Regions from separate parts of the Homo sapiens genome. Here region 1 is linked to region 2. Evidence: chromatin contacts called from ENCODE Hi-C or POLR2A ChIA-PET data. All regions are on one chromosome and are shown on one strand. The core of a region is the stretch at or near the end of the contact, and the rest is flanking DNA. Distances in the headings are between cores, read along the strand shown. Region 1 overlaps SHLD1 (shieldin complex subunit 1). Region 2 overlaps SHLD1 (shieldin complex subunit 1).

What was found. A loop is a pair of places that touch in the nucleus more often than their neighbours do. ChIA-PET counts read pairs that join two places held with the same protein, here RNA polymerase II (POLR2A). Pooled maps may share reads with other maps.
Region 1: a map with no recorded cell type shows a loop between it and region 2 (8-fold over the local background). The contact joins two enhancer-like sites. A Hi-C loop is called at or near these places in 4 of 168 maps with a recorded cell type or tissue (CD4-positive, alpha-beta T cell, CD4-positive, alpha-beta memory T cell, endothelial cell of umbilical vein and 1 more), 19 of 37 single-sample maps with no recorded cell type and 10 of 50 pooled maps. POLR2A ChIA-PET finds 5 or more read pairs at or near these places in 15 of 52 experiments (A673, B cell, BJ and 12 more).

The regions. Positions count from the first base shown.
Region 1 is chr20:5,840,144-5,847,397 of GRCh38, reverse strand. The region is part of intron 2 of SHLD1 (shieldin complex subunit 1); the gene reads right to left. Among named protein-coding and RNA genes, the nearest start is that of CHGB, 68 kb to the left of the region's middle. RefSeq lists an enhancer at 3,012-3,081. Within about 2 kb of position 4,242, at least 4 of the 41 ENCODE cell types and tissues checked have a DNase peak (open chromatin) inside an H3K27ac peak, as active enhancers do.
Region 2 is chr20:5,794,339-5,801,950 of GRCh38, reverse strand. All of the region lies in intron 2 of SHLD1 (shieldin complex subunit 1), which reads right to left. Among named protein-coding and RNA genes, the nearest start is that of SHLD1, 48 kb to the right of the region's middle. RefSeq lists an enhancer at 3,629-3,828. Within about 2 kb of position 3,895, at least 4 of the 41 ENCODE cell types and tissues checked have a DNase peak (open chromatin) inside an H3K27ac peak, as active enhancers do.

The sequences.
Region 1 (7,254 bases), core at 2,993-5,492, 45 kb before region 2:
TTTGTTTTCTCAAGCAAAACAACCCTCACGGCATCGGCTTATCACTACCAAAGGTGATACTGGTTTTCTATTCTATTTAATAAAGAAGTCATGTACCAAGCTGGATCCAAGAGCAGGGAAAATATCCAGCTCTACTGTGTCTTATTTTCCAGATGAGAAAATTGAGACCAAGACCAAGTCTCCAGGATCACTGGAAGAAGGGGTTGGCAATTAGAACACAGAAAAGGTCTATCTGCTCATTAATTTTCTTCATTAATATGATCTTCATACCAAGATATGCAATAATTAACAACAAAGAAAAAAAAAACCCTAATATGATCTTCATATGGCTATCATTTGACGTCATTAGAACAAGTGCTGGTGATGATGGGCCGAGCAGGGGAGTTCGAGGGCTTCCCTAAAGGATTCAGATAATAAAAATTTAGGAACTACCGGCTTACAGCATAAAAATGATTAATAATCCTCTGTCTTCTTTTCCATGAAACTGAGGCTTACCCCGAGGCTTGTTTTAAAACAGCGTGGTTTTGCATTTTGCAATAAAGAAATAACCAAGTTAAAGGATCGGAACCTAACACTTTATAGCTAGAAAAGCCATGGGGAATTATCTGGATCAACTCTCCCACTTTCTGGACCTTGCAGCTTCAGCTGGAATAAATCTATGGTTCCCCCGATCCCGTCCACGTGTGGGGAACAGCTCTCAGGAGGCAAAGCTGTCAGACAAGAGAACCAGGGAGGCAATTTCCTTCAGGAGCCATTTGGAGCCAGGAGCTTCACTGAAACACTTAAAACAATCATTCAGGGATGTTTTTCCCCAGTGGTTTTTAAACTTTCATTTCACACACGAGGTTTCAGTAGATTTGTTTCATATCCTTGCCTAGATGGTAAGCAGCACTTGTGAGTAGAAAGGAAAAGCAATTGAGTTGGATCTTGGTTGCTATGGCAACATTGCTATTTTGATTACGACTGTTTACTGCGGCCAAGTCACATTAAATGTGAGCAGCTAATTAAGATGATGCTTCAAACGTCAACCTTACGCGTAAGAAAAATATAAGCACTTTAAAAATGACACCAGAGGGTTGCTTGATACATACATATTCAGCAGAGAGATAATTCCCCGTTTCCTGGGGAAGCAGAAACCTGATCCTTTTTCCTTCAAGAGGAGATTGTGGGCCTCCCACAATCTGTCCAAATCAACAAGTCAATATTTGGTAGTTCTTAGATTTAAAGAGAAACAGAACAAGATTTCTATCAAAACAGAGCCAGTTTCAGTGTTGACATTTGCAATAAGCCTTTCCCAGAGAAGGTAACATCTGTAATAGATGAGGAAAGTCTGGCGTTTTTCCATATGCCATAGAAGTTTTGTTAGATGTGGATTTTTGTAAACAGATTTCATTCCATATCAAGTCGACATTAAGTATATCTATGAAGTCAGAGAATGGATTGTAAACAAACACACTAGAATGTACTGATACAGCCGAGCACTTCCCCTTTAAAGTAATCACCCCAAGGGCCGAGCTCTTATTTGTAAAATGACATCGCTGAGAACCTGTTGGAGCCCCTTAGGAGTCATCTTCACTCCCTCTGGAAGCTTCTTATGAATGTCCTCATTGGTGACAAATCTCCATCCTCAGGGGACAGAATCTCCTTTTTAGAAACTGTTAAGAGGCATGAGGAGTGAAATCTGTAAATAATGTAGGTGATCAAGCAGGATAACATGGCCTGGGGTGAAAGGCAAGGTTTGTCTACAAAAGAAAATTGATTTTCTTATGTTACACATGCTGGTTCTCAAAGCAGTTTTCGCAAAGGTATTCTAACATCAGTTCTGTGCAATGCAGGCAACACAGTTTTACTTTCAAATATGTTACCTTGTAAGGTAGACTTAAGTTCTGGCCTTTGCAAAAGTTCATTGCCATAGATCAGAAATCTGGTTTTGTCCTAAGAGAAGAGATGTCTGTGAGCATGGACTTGGGAAGAAGCCTTGAGTTTGAGTCCTAGCAAGTCCTTTACTGGCTATGAGATCCTGGGCAAGTTACTTCACATCTCTGAATCTCCATGTCCTCATCTATAAGATGGGGTTAGTAACAGCTCCTACCTCATAGGGCTCTTGTAAGGATTAAATGATTTATTAGCAGGAAGCCCAGCACATGCTAAGTGCTCAATAAATAAAAGATACTTTATAATTAGTACCTTAGTAACAAGAATAGTACCCACAGCAGAGTTGTTAGAGTATTAAGGTACTTGTTCTTTAACGTCTGGGATTTTTCAAAGTGAATAGTGAATGCTTCTATTAATATATGTCTGGCTGGGCACGGTGGCTCATGCCTGTAAGCTCACCATTTTGGGAGGCCGAGGCAGGTGGATCACCTGAGGTCAGGAGTTTGAGACCAGCCTGGCCAACGTGGTGAAACCCCATCTCTACTAAAAATACAAAAAATATTAGCCAGGCATGGTGGCGTGCACCTGTAGTCCCAGCTACTCGGGAGGCTGAGGCACAAGAATCATTTGAACCCAGGAGGCGGAGGTTGCAGTGAACCGAGATCGCACTACTACACTCCAGCCTAGGCGACAGAGTGAGACTGTGTCTCAAAAAAAAAAAAATATATATATATATATATATATATATATATGTCTACTACACAGTGATAGATATTATATCAAAAGGAAACTCCAGACAAACAAGCATTTATTTGTAACTGTAACTGGAAGGAACATCAGCCTTACCAATAGCTACTGCCCCATCCTGGCATTAGAGTTGAAGGGATGAATCATAGTGAACATTACCCATCTCACAGCAGGAGGACTATGATTATACAGAGGTCCCTGGTGCACCCTCTGCAAAGTAAACATGATCCTAGTGTGGGCAGAAACAGCAGGTGCCTCAGTGTGTGGGAGTGTCAAACACAGAAGCCCAGGCTGGTAGAGCCCTCCAGCCATCCCCAAACACATCCCTCTAAGGGGGACCTGCACCAGGATGTGGGTGGGACTGAAATGACTCAACCTCCAGAGAGCCTGATGGTGGCAGTGGTTTTTGTAAGTTGATGACAGCTATTAATCAAGCAAAGAGCTTCAGGAAAAGTTTGAGTTAGTAAATACACTGAAGAAGAGAAACAGGCAGCATTAAAAATAAAACAAAAAATTGTGAAAATAGGCAGAGAAGATCTAGAGTTCACAGAATGACTGCTGGCTGAGTCAGAATCACAGCGCTGAATTAAACGGGCAAGACAAGAAGGAAACACCATGAGATCAGTTATAGGAGATCACTCTCAACACCCATGCCTCCCATTTACACTTGAATTTAAGGAGAGCAAAGCTTTGAGCCTTCTCTCCTGAAGCACATAACATTGGAGAACACAGAAAACTCAAAGAAACTGGAAAAAAGCCACAAAATCTAAAATTTGCGTGATACAACTTACGCAGAAAAGGAATATAGACAGAAGACAAGTGAAAACTGAGGCTAAGTGACAGAGAAAGATGGGTTTGGGATGCATTTGTGTTGGGAAATTTTCTAACATGAGTTATTAAGGGCTAGAAGTGAGGAATACATGGAATTGAATTTCCACCTTCGCGAGGATACCTCTAGTGTGGTCACAGAAATAGTTACTTATTTTTGACAAAAGAATATGGTAGACAAGATATTCTGAAAATCCTTCCTGTTACCAAACATCTAAAACTGTTGGATAAAATATTTTTGAAAAATCTTTTAAAATGTTTGACTGAGCTGGTAACAAAGCAAGGAAAGCCTGTACAGACCAAAAGCAAAATGAGAATAGAAGTTCTGAGAGGTCTGCAAACCCTGAGCTGGTGTCTAGACCTAGCATGTCAGCTTCAACGTCCACACAGGGTTCAGGACACAAAGCCTAGGGCCATGGCAAGGTGGGGGTGCTTAACAAGAAATCACCACATAAAGCTGAGAGCCCTGAAGTTACGCCACCAGAGAAAAAGTGAACTAGAGAACAAAATACGCCTTGTAAAAGGTTATAGTAAAACAAAACAAACAAAAACTTGTCTTGGCCTTGGCTCTGGGTAGAGAGAGAGAGAAAAAAAAGAAATATCTGCCCCAAGATTTAACCTGATAAAAGAAAATAAAAGGAAAAAAAAAAAAGAAAAAAACAATTGATCATGAGCCAGAACTCACATGTGTTTGTGCTCAAATTGAAACTATTTTTGTGGTCTAAAAACCTCTAAGCCAGCTATTTATTTTAATATGGTTCCAGACTGACATGCCCTCATATGTCTAGTGAAAGCAAGCGTAAACCTTAGAGGGATGTACTTTCAACCAAACACCAAAAGAAACCGTCCACACAGAGTTCCATTGAACATGAGCTCAAAATGCACAGGGAAAAAACAAATCTACCTTTACCGAGTGGGAGTAAGCAAAGTGAGCCAGCAAACAAGGCCCATGGTGGCTTCAGATATTGGCGTTAACACAATCAGGATATAAGGCAAATATGCTTAATATGTTAAAGAAATAAAATGGGAAGTTGAAAGTTTGAGTTAGGAACAAGAGACTACAAAAAATGAACAGGTAAATGAGAAAAATAAACAAAAAGCACAATGAGAAAATGTTAAATTACAGAAAAAGAAAAAATATAGTAATAGGTATTTATACCTCAGCAAATAGGTAAAACAAGACTAGAGTCCAGTGGAAAGATAATTAGAAAATAGAAATCAGAGTTGAAGATATTACTTACAATTTAGCATAGAGAGAGAGATAGAGAAAAAAATAAGAGATATGGAAGTCAAAGTGAGATGGTCCAACATGCATGTAATTGGAATTTCAGAAAGAGCTAACAGAGAGAACGAAGGAAAGGCAATGCACAATGAGACAACGAGTTAATGGGTGGGAATTTCTCAGAACTGATAAAGCACAAATCCTCAAATTTATTAATCACAATGTTCTGTAAACAAGAAGGCAATGAAACAAGACCTTCAAAGTTCCAAGAAAATAATTACCAACTTAGGGACGTGCAGGCAATGGTGAAGGAGTTAAGACATCAGTCTCTTAACTGGCCAGATCGACCAAAATAATAAATGTCATACCCAGATTGCCCTTATATCCAAAGCTCATTTTCTAAAAGTGCTTGAAATAGACAATATTCTTACCACTTAGGCTGATGTACAGAAATTTTATCTGAAGGTAGAGGAAGGAGCTACATACAATTTCAAGGTTTTCTATTCCTTTAGTGACACATCTATTTAATTCACCAAGGTAGTCCAGCTATCCTTGAAACAGTATTCCAATGCTAGACTCTGATCTCAAATCACACGTGATCATCTTAAAAGTATACAGTTCATCTCCACTCTATATTTTGTTTCTGAAAGTTTCATTCCATAATAAGCCAGTTATGCAAAATCATTCAACTTCAAAGTTGTTCTAGGTTGGTTTTATAAAAATTGTAAAGGCTATTAATGTTTTGTAGACAATGTTCTCTTTCTCCATAGTCAACTATTTCCATTTGCTTTTTAAGTAACTTTATCTTCCTAACTCAGCTCATGCGTGCTGCTCTAATAGCCTCTGCATTGCACTACTGAGTGTGCAGCCATTGGCCCACAGACAAAGATATCTATTCCAAACACTCTTTTGGAAAAAAGGGAAAATAATTATTTCTACTCTTTCATGATATTCACTCTTTGAAGAGATCATGAGAAAGAAGCTGTTTAAGCTTCAAGAAAGCAGTTAAATGTACTTTTAGTCAATAAATTATGCCAATCATAAGATAAACAGAGGCAGAAATTATGAGTCATGGAGTTATTACTGATAACATTTACTGCCTTATTAACATTTTAGAATTTTCTGTTATCTAAGGTTCTCCATAAATTTCATTTCACATATAAATGCATAAACCTAAAAAGGAATACAAATTTGAAGGATGCTATGAAGAAGAAAAAGAAATGAAAAATAACCTAATTATACTGGTCATTCTGGATGACTAAATTTTTTTGACCTCTAAGTGGCAAAACCTCAAATGCATTTGAAGCTTTAGCTCCTAATGGGGCCCCCAAAACACCCATGCACACAATAAATCTTTCATGCAAATTTCTGTTTTTCTATATTTTGATCTAGGTAGTGGTTATGTGGGTATACACCCACATATATAAAAATTCACCAAACTGTAACACATAAGATTTATGTACTTTACTATATGTAAATGGTATTCCAATTAAAAAAATATTTATGTATACATATGCATGTGCACACACACACACACACACACACACACACACACTCGCTATTTTCAGTAAGTTATGGATGTGGCATAGAAATTAAGTTTTTTCAAAAAGATTCCTAGATGGTTCTAATTGGTAACCACTATCCTAAGGCTACTGAAACATGCCTTGACAAGACATTCACTAAATATTTGTTTCAGTGAATGAATAAATGAATGAATGAATGAACAAAGAAACTAATAAATATCTTTTATTTATGGTTGTAGGTGTTCCATTGACTAAGGCCAGAACAAGCCCTAAGAATATTAAAAAAAAGAAATAGCAATCCAGATAATGTTCTAAGCACTTTAAATGCCTTACCTTATTACAACTCACAAAAGCCCTATTAGGTAAGTTGATTCTTCTGGGTTTTTAGTTACAACCAACATAAATCACTTTGGCTGCTTCAAGCAAAAAGACATATTAAGGAACACATAGTTGACATCATTGTTAGGAGAGCTGCAGAAATGGACTTTAGGCCTAGCTTTTAGGAATTACTTCTTAAACCATTCAGCAGAAATGAACGGCCAAAGGGGCTGTTGCCTTGATCACTATTAAGAACCTAAAGAATTAGGAAGCTGCCGGTTCAGATGTTGCTCCAAACTAACAACTGGAAGCTTCCCAATAAAAAAGCTGACTGTTAAATCAGGACGCTATCACTACAGCGACTAGTTCCAGAACGATGCTGCCTCTGCCACTATCCATACCAGCAAAAAATGAAGGTCCTATGTCCCATCTCTCATCCCACACAATCTAGATCTGAATTCAAAGGTTTATGGAAATGCATTTAGTTAACAAACCCTGAACAGTAGCTTTGAGGGATTCTGGAAATGGAAAGTTTCCATTCTCTGTCAGATGAAAAAAAAAATCAAGCTAAAAGGGGATTGGAATAGGTATTGAGTGGACTAATCAACAGATTCACAAATTATGAAACTGAGGCACAGAGATTACGAAACTTGTTCAAAGGCATGCAGCTAGCTAGTTAAGTGGCAGAGCCAGGATTCAAACTCAAGAAGTATGGCTCCAAAGACTAATAAAGCATGCAAG
Region 2 (7,612 bases), core at 2,646-5,145:
GTAGCACACACAGTACTAGGCACAATGCTTTTGAACACGGAACTTTATAGTGGAGACTTATGTAACTTCCATAGCACATTAAAGATCAAATGTTAAGACATTTCCAAATGTTAAAATAGAGCACTCCTCCTAATTTTCCCATCTATGGGATACGGGGGGCGGGGGAATCAATCTCCCAGGTTATTCCTGTGAGAGTACTCTAATAAATTACTCTGTCTTTTGTACAGGGTCCTCTCCTCCCTGCTATATCTTCAGGAGCCACTCCCATCTTCCAGAGGAGCCCTGCCCTGTGCACACTTGAGCTGTGGCTTCTTCCTTCCAGTAGAGCCCATCTGTCCTGGCCTTTGAAGGAGTTAATCAAGCCATATGTCAAACATTTTCCATTCTCCCCTCTCCAGGCCACTGACAGGACTGCACGTCCTGGGGCCACGTAAGTAGTCCTGAGCAATGAACTGTGAGTAGGATACTTGATTCTCGTTCACTTCCAGGGCAGAGCATTCAACTGCCAATGAGAAGCCCTTCGGAGTTCTCTTTTTGCCTCTGTAAGGCAATAGCAACATTCAAGATGGTGGCTGGGCCAGGCATGGTGGCTCATGCCTATAATCGCAGCACTTTGGGAGGCGGAAGTGGGTGGATCGCTTGAGGTAAGGAGTTTGAGACTAGTCTGACCAACATGGTGAAACCCCGTCTCTACTAAAAATACAAAATTAGCTGGCCTGGTGGCACACGCCTGTAATCCCAGCTACTTGGGAGGCTGAGGCAGGAGAATGGCTTGAACCTGGGAGATGGAGGTTGCAGTGAGCCAAGATCGCACCACTGCACTCCAGCCTGGGTGATAAGAGAGAAACTCTGTCTCAAAAAGAAAAAAAAAAAAAAAAAGATGGTGGCTGTTAGGTCCCTAAACAACTAGCCCTCTGACAGTCCAAATGAGCATGAATGAGAAATAGTCTATAGTTTTTTAAACAACTTCAATTTGGGAGTTGTTACCACAGCATAATTTAGCCTTTCCTGATGCACAGCCTTTCAATGATGCTCAAAATTTCTGATCCATAGTCATCACCTCTTCTTCCTTTTCAGGAGATATAGACATACGCACACACACACACACAGGTATAGATACAGATAAAGATGGATTTATACATAGATGTAATTTTTTTCTTGTCATCTCTTAGAGTTTGAGGTAGAAGAAAAGGGATGGAACTGGTGTGCCCTACAAGTCACCTTGATCCAACCTCTGTACATAAATTCTTTTTTTTTTTTTTTTTGAGACAGTCTCGGTCTGTTGCCCAGGCTGGGGTGCAGTGGCACAATCTTGGCTCACTGCAACCTCCGCCCCAGGTTCAAGCAATTCTCCTTTCTCAGCCTCCTGAATAGTTGGGATTACAGGTGTCTGCCACCGTGCCCAGCTAATTTTTGTATTTCTAGTAGAGGGTTTCATCATGTTGGCCAGGCTGGTCTCGACCTCCTTACCTCAAGTGATCCACCCACCTTGGCCTCCCAAAGTGCTGGGAGTACAGGCGTGAGCCACCACGCCCGGCCCTATAAATTATTTAAATACAAAAAATAAATAGAAGTTGTAAAGAGCCTTTAAAGAAATCTCACAATTTGAATTTGGAAATATACAGATAGAAAAGTTTTTTATAGGAAAAAAGGCACAAATGATGTCTTGGAGTATAAAAAGCAATGTACTTTGTATGAACTTCCAAGACAGTGTGGGAAGAATCTTTGCTGTAGCTCAGGCAGCCTTGAAACTATTGACATGTTTGGGCTGCAATTCTTTGTTGTGGGAGAGGGCTGCACTGTGCATTGTATCATGCTTAGCTTCATCTCTGGCCTTTATGCACTACATGCCAGTAGCACTGCCCCCTACCCAGTTGCAACAACCAAAAATGTCTCCAGACATTGCCAAATACCCCCTGAAGGACAAAATCACTTTGAGAACCACTGCTCTAGCAATAATCACGTATGGCCTTAAACCCTTTCTTACAGAATTGGGCCACATTTTCCATTCAAAAGAGATTAGCTCTTTCATGTTTATGTACTGACACAAGTATGGTTCCAATGCCATACAACTGGGTCCAAGACAAATCATTCCAGGTTCTCATGTTTAGGTCAATGATATCTTACCACCTTTTCCAGAATTACTTCTAGGGTATGAATCTTGAGTTTGTAAGTATCCTTTTAAAAAGACTTACACTTCATGAAGGCAATTTGAAAGGAATATGGTACTGACCCTATAGTAAGAAGGCCATTCCCTATATGCACATGCCAATCTCTCATCAAGAGCTGAGTCAATTCCTTCACTCTTTGAATTTGAGCTGGCCTGTGATAACAGAAGGCTGGGCGCGGTGGCTCACACCTGTAATCCCAGCACTTTGGGAGGCCAAGGTGAGCAAATTGCTTGAGCTCAGGAGTTTTGAGACCAGCCTGGGCAACATGGCAAAACCCTGTCTCTCCAAAAAAAAAAAAAAAAAAAAAAAAAATTAGCCAGGCATGGTGGTGCATGTCTGTAGTCTCAGCTACTTGGGGGGCCAAGATAGGAGGATTGTTTGAACCCGGGAAGTTGAGGCCGCAGTGAGCCAAGATGGTGCCAATGCACTACAGCCTCAGGGACAAAGTGAGACCCTGGCTCAAAAAGAAAGAGAGAAAGAAAGCAAGAAAGAGAGAGAGCGAGAGAGAGAGAATAGGGGAGGGGAGGGGAGGGAATGCAACAGAAGTGAGGCTAGCCTTTAATTTTTTTTTTTTTCTGAGACAGAGTCTCGCTCAGTCATCCAGGCTAGAGTGCAGTGGTGCAATCACGACTCACTGCAACCTCCGCCTCCCAGGCTCAGGTGATCCTCCCACCTCAGCCTCCTGAGTAGCTAGGACTACAAGTGAACGCCACCATGCCTGGCTAATTTTTGTATTTGTATTTTTTTGTAGAGACGGGGTTTTGCCATGTTGCCATGTAGAGACTCACAAATGGTCTCAAACTCCTGGGCTCAAGTGATCCACCCACCTTGGCCTTCCAAAGTATGGGGATTACAGGCATGAGCCCCCACAACTGGCTGAGGCTAGTTTTTAAGAGAACTGAGGGAGGCTGAGGTGGGCGGATCACGAGGTCAGGAGATCGAGACCATCCTGGCTAACCCGGTGAAACCCCATCTCTATTAAAAATACAAAAAAATTAGCCGGGCACGGTGGTGGGTGCCTGTAGTCCCAGCTACTCTGGAGGTTGAGCCAGGAGAATGGCGTGAACCTGGGAGGCGGAGCTTGCAGTGAGCCGAGCTCTCGCCACTGCACTCCAGCCTGGGCGACAGAGTAAGACTCCGTCTCAAAAAAAAAAAAAAAAAAGAAAACTAAAATGTTAGGCCAGGCGCAGTGGCTTACGCCTGTAATCCCAGCACTTTGGGAGGCCGAGGCGGGCGGATCACAAGGTCAGGAGATTGAGACCATCCTGGCTAACACGGTGAAACCCTGTCTCTACTAAAAATACAAAAAATTAGCCAGACATGGTGGCAGGCGCCTGTAGTCCCATCTACTCAGGAGGCTGAGGCAGGACAATGGTGTGAACCCGGGAGGCGGAGCTGGCAGTGAGCCGAGATCACGCCACTGCACTCTAGCCTGGGTGACAGAAAGACTTCGTCTCAAAAAAAAAAAAAGAGAACTGAGAGTTTCTACTTTTCTTCTCTTGGAAGGCTCACTCTTGCGATTTCCCCTCTCAGAACTCAGCCACCATGTTGTCAGAAGCCTGAGCCACATGGGCATGGAGAGACCACAGGTGGCCACTTCAGCTGACAGCCCAGCTGGGCTCCCAGCTGATGACTAGCATCAACTATCAGCCATGTGAATGAGCAGCCTTGAACATTCCAGACCATTCAAGCCCCCAAGTGACTGCAGCCCCAGCCAATATCACATGGACCATAAGAACCACTCAGCTGAAGCACATCAACCCACAAAATTGTGAGAGAGAACATAATGGTTGTTGTTCCACACCACTAAATTTTGGGGTAGTTAGGCAGCAAGAGATAACCAAAACAAGGCCTCTGATTCAACTGCTGTTGATGACAGAGAACAGAGGGTCATATCTACATGTATAATAGGCATAGAGCCTAAGCAGTAGCCCAGGAAATAGTGAACAAAGAGGCCTGGGACACTGGCAAGCCTAGGACTGCAGGTATCAGTGAAATCAAGTGACTGGATGTTCATGAGTAGCAAAGGCATTATAAATGTGACTTATTAAACAAGTTAGACATGTCTCCAGTCAAATATGATTTGACTAAACATACAATTTTACATGCCCATCACTGTCACAGATACTATAATACTGTGTCTAGTAAGTAAGTAGGGACAGTGTGCTGGGACTGGGACTATATGGGACTTCACACATATTCTTCTTCTTCTTTTTTGAGATGGAGTCTAGCTCTGTCACTCAGACTGGAGTGCAGTGGTATGTTCATAGCTCACTTGCAGCCTTGACCTCCAGGACTCAAGCAATCCTCCCACCTCTGCCTCTTGAGTAGCTGGGACTACAGGCACTCGTCACCATGCCCAGCTTATTTTGTTTATATTTTGTAGAGATGGGGTCTCACTATGTTGCCCAGGCTGATCTTGAACTCCAGAGCTCAAGCCATCCTCCTAACTCAGGCTCCCAAAGTGTTGGGATTACAGGCATGAGCCACTGTGCCCAGCCCACACACATTATTCTTAATCCTCACAAGAGTATAAAATGTAAGCATACTAATCACTCCCTTGCTCCCCTCTCCCTCTTTCCTTTCCTAATTCCTTTCCTTCCCCCTTTTGTTTTTCCTTATTTCATCAAGAAGAGTAGTTTTAAATTTTTAAAATCACAGCATCCATTGTTAGATGAATAAAGCTTCCTATCATTACTTTGGAGCAAAAGATAGAATCCAGAGCTCTGGGTCTGTTTTTCTTCCAATTCTTCCTAATATGCTGAGAGATATGCAATAATACTTCTCATTTTCCTGGCTAGTTAGAAACAACTTCAGCTTCTCATGCCTGTTGAAGGTTGAGTTAATATTTGAAAAGTGATATGCCGATTTACAGTCTAAAACTGTAGACTGTAAAACTGCAGCCAATTATCCTTTAACTCACCTCTCCACCTTTTTTTTTTTTTTTTTCTGAGACAGGGTCTTGTCCTGTTGTCCAGGCTGGAGTGCAGTGGTGCAATTATGGCTCACTGCAACCTCCGCCTCTTGGGCTCAAGCAATCCTTCCACCTCAGCCTCTAGAGTAGCTGGCACTATATGCGCATGCCACTCTGCCTGGCTAATTTTTTGTATTTTTTTGTAGAGATGGGGTTTCTCCATGTTGCCCAGGCTGGTCTCAAACTCCTAGACTCAAGTGATCCACCCGCCTTAGCCTCCCAAAGAGCTGGAATTACAGGCATGAGCCACTGCGCCCGGCCTCATCTCCCCCCTTTCTAACTCACGCTGAAAATGTTTCAAATTCAAATTTAGGGAATTCGCTATGGGTTTTAAAAAAGAGATAAAGCAATGGAAAACCATAGGGTGCCTTTCACATAGACCACAAAAGAAAAAACTCTAGAGGGGCAACTCAAATCATAGTTTAGCAATTATCTGTTTCTTATTATGATTTTTCTATGCCTTTTTATAGTAATATATTAATAACATTAATAACTATGACCAATAGTTCAATTAAAAAAATACTTTAGATAATTTTGAGAGTGCTCACAGTAAGAAAACTCTGAGGTCTTGTAATAAACAGCTATAAAAATGTTTCCTCTAAGATCTGATTAAAATTTGGATTATTGCTCTTTTGCTTTGGTAAATGTATAACAACATTCTAATTTCTATTCCTTAAGTAATGATTTCTAGCACCACCCAGAATGTAATAGCTTCAACAGCTAATCTTTACATAGAGAATTCTGATGTGGAGAAATAAGTAGATATCTACTGTTCCGGAATAGATGATATTTTCTTTCTTTCTTTTTTTTTTTTGAGACAGAGTCTCGCTCTGTTGCCCAGGCTGGAGTGCAGTGGTGCGATCTCGGCTCACTGCAAGCTCTGCCTCCCGGGTTCTGGGTTCATGCCATTCTCCTGCCTCAGCCTCCCGAGTAGCTGGGACTACAGGTGCCCGCCACCAAACCCGGCTAATTTTTTTTTTGTATTTTTAGTAGAGACGGGGTTTCACCGTGTTAGCCAGGATGGTCTCGATCTCCTGACCTCGTGATCCACCTGCCTCGGCCTCCCAAAGTGCTGGGATTACAGGCATGAGCCACCACACCCGGCCAATAGATGATATTTTTTGTAATGAGTTTGTTCATTTCTATTTGTTCTGTGTAGTTATGAAACTTACACAGCCTGATTTTTTTTTTTTTTTTTTTTTTTGCGAGACCAGAGTCTTGCTCTGTCACCCAGGCTGGAGTGCAGTGGCATGATCTCAGCTCACTGCAACCTCTGCCTCCCGGGTTCAAGCAATTCTCCTGCCTCAGCCTCCCAAGTAGCTGGGATTACAGGCACGTGCCACCACATCCAGCTAATTTTTTGTATTTTTAGTACAGAGGGGGGTTTTGCCATATTGGCCAGGCTAGTCTTGAACTCCTGACTTCAAGTGATCTGCCCACCTTGGCTTCCCAAAATGCTGGGATTACAGGGATTAGCCACCATGCCCAGCCTATACAGCCTGATTTTATCACTTTGGTTTTGCGTGTGTGTGTGTGTTTTTTGTTTTGTTTTGTTTTTGTTTTTTTTGAGACAGAGTCTCACTCTATCCCTCAGGCTGAAGTACAGTGGTGTGATCTCGGCTTACTGCAACCTCTGCTTCCTGGGTTCAAGTGATTCTTGTGCCTCAGCCCCCCGAGTAGCTGGGATTACAGGTGTGTGCCACCACGCCTGGCTAATTTTTGAATTTTTAGTAGAGACAGAGTTTCACCATGTTGGCCAGGCTGGTCCCGAACTCCTGACCTCAGATGATCTGCCCACCTTGGTCTCCCAAAGTGCTGGGATTACAGGTGTGAGCCACCAAGCTCGGCCATCACTTTGTTTACATATGTAAACAAATAAGTTTACATATCTTATTTTCCCAACTAGACGATCAACTCCATGAGCACAGGAATCCTGTGTTCTCACTGATTTATATCACCCTCAATCTGTAGCACGGTACAGAGAAAACAATTTTAAAAATGGTCTCATTCATTTCACTGATTAGACGTCTAATAAACATAGTATCTAATACAGTCTCACAAACATGGCTTTGCTTAAAGACACCCCAGATTAACAGGGATCCTTCACCATAAGACTATTTGTAGAATACAACATAGGAACACCTTTCAAATACAAATCAAAGCACTTTGCAAATAAGAAGGCATCTGTTGACAAATATACATGACACTCACAATGAAGAGATTATATAAGAACAGGATGCAATAATTTGCCTAAAATTATATCCAAAGTTAGCAGAAAATATATATTTTCATAGCAAATGCTAAGAAGTAATTCTATAGATACTTTTGGTCAGTGTTAATCCGAATAACTTCTCTGTAAGGGGCCTGTCCCAGGAAAAGTCACTTTTTTGCCTCGTACTGAGCAACATAAAGAAGTGGAAGTCTTAGACTCCTGAAAGGAACTCAAGAAAGAAGTGAATCCAGAAAC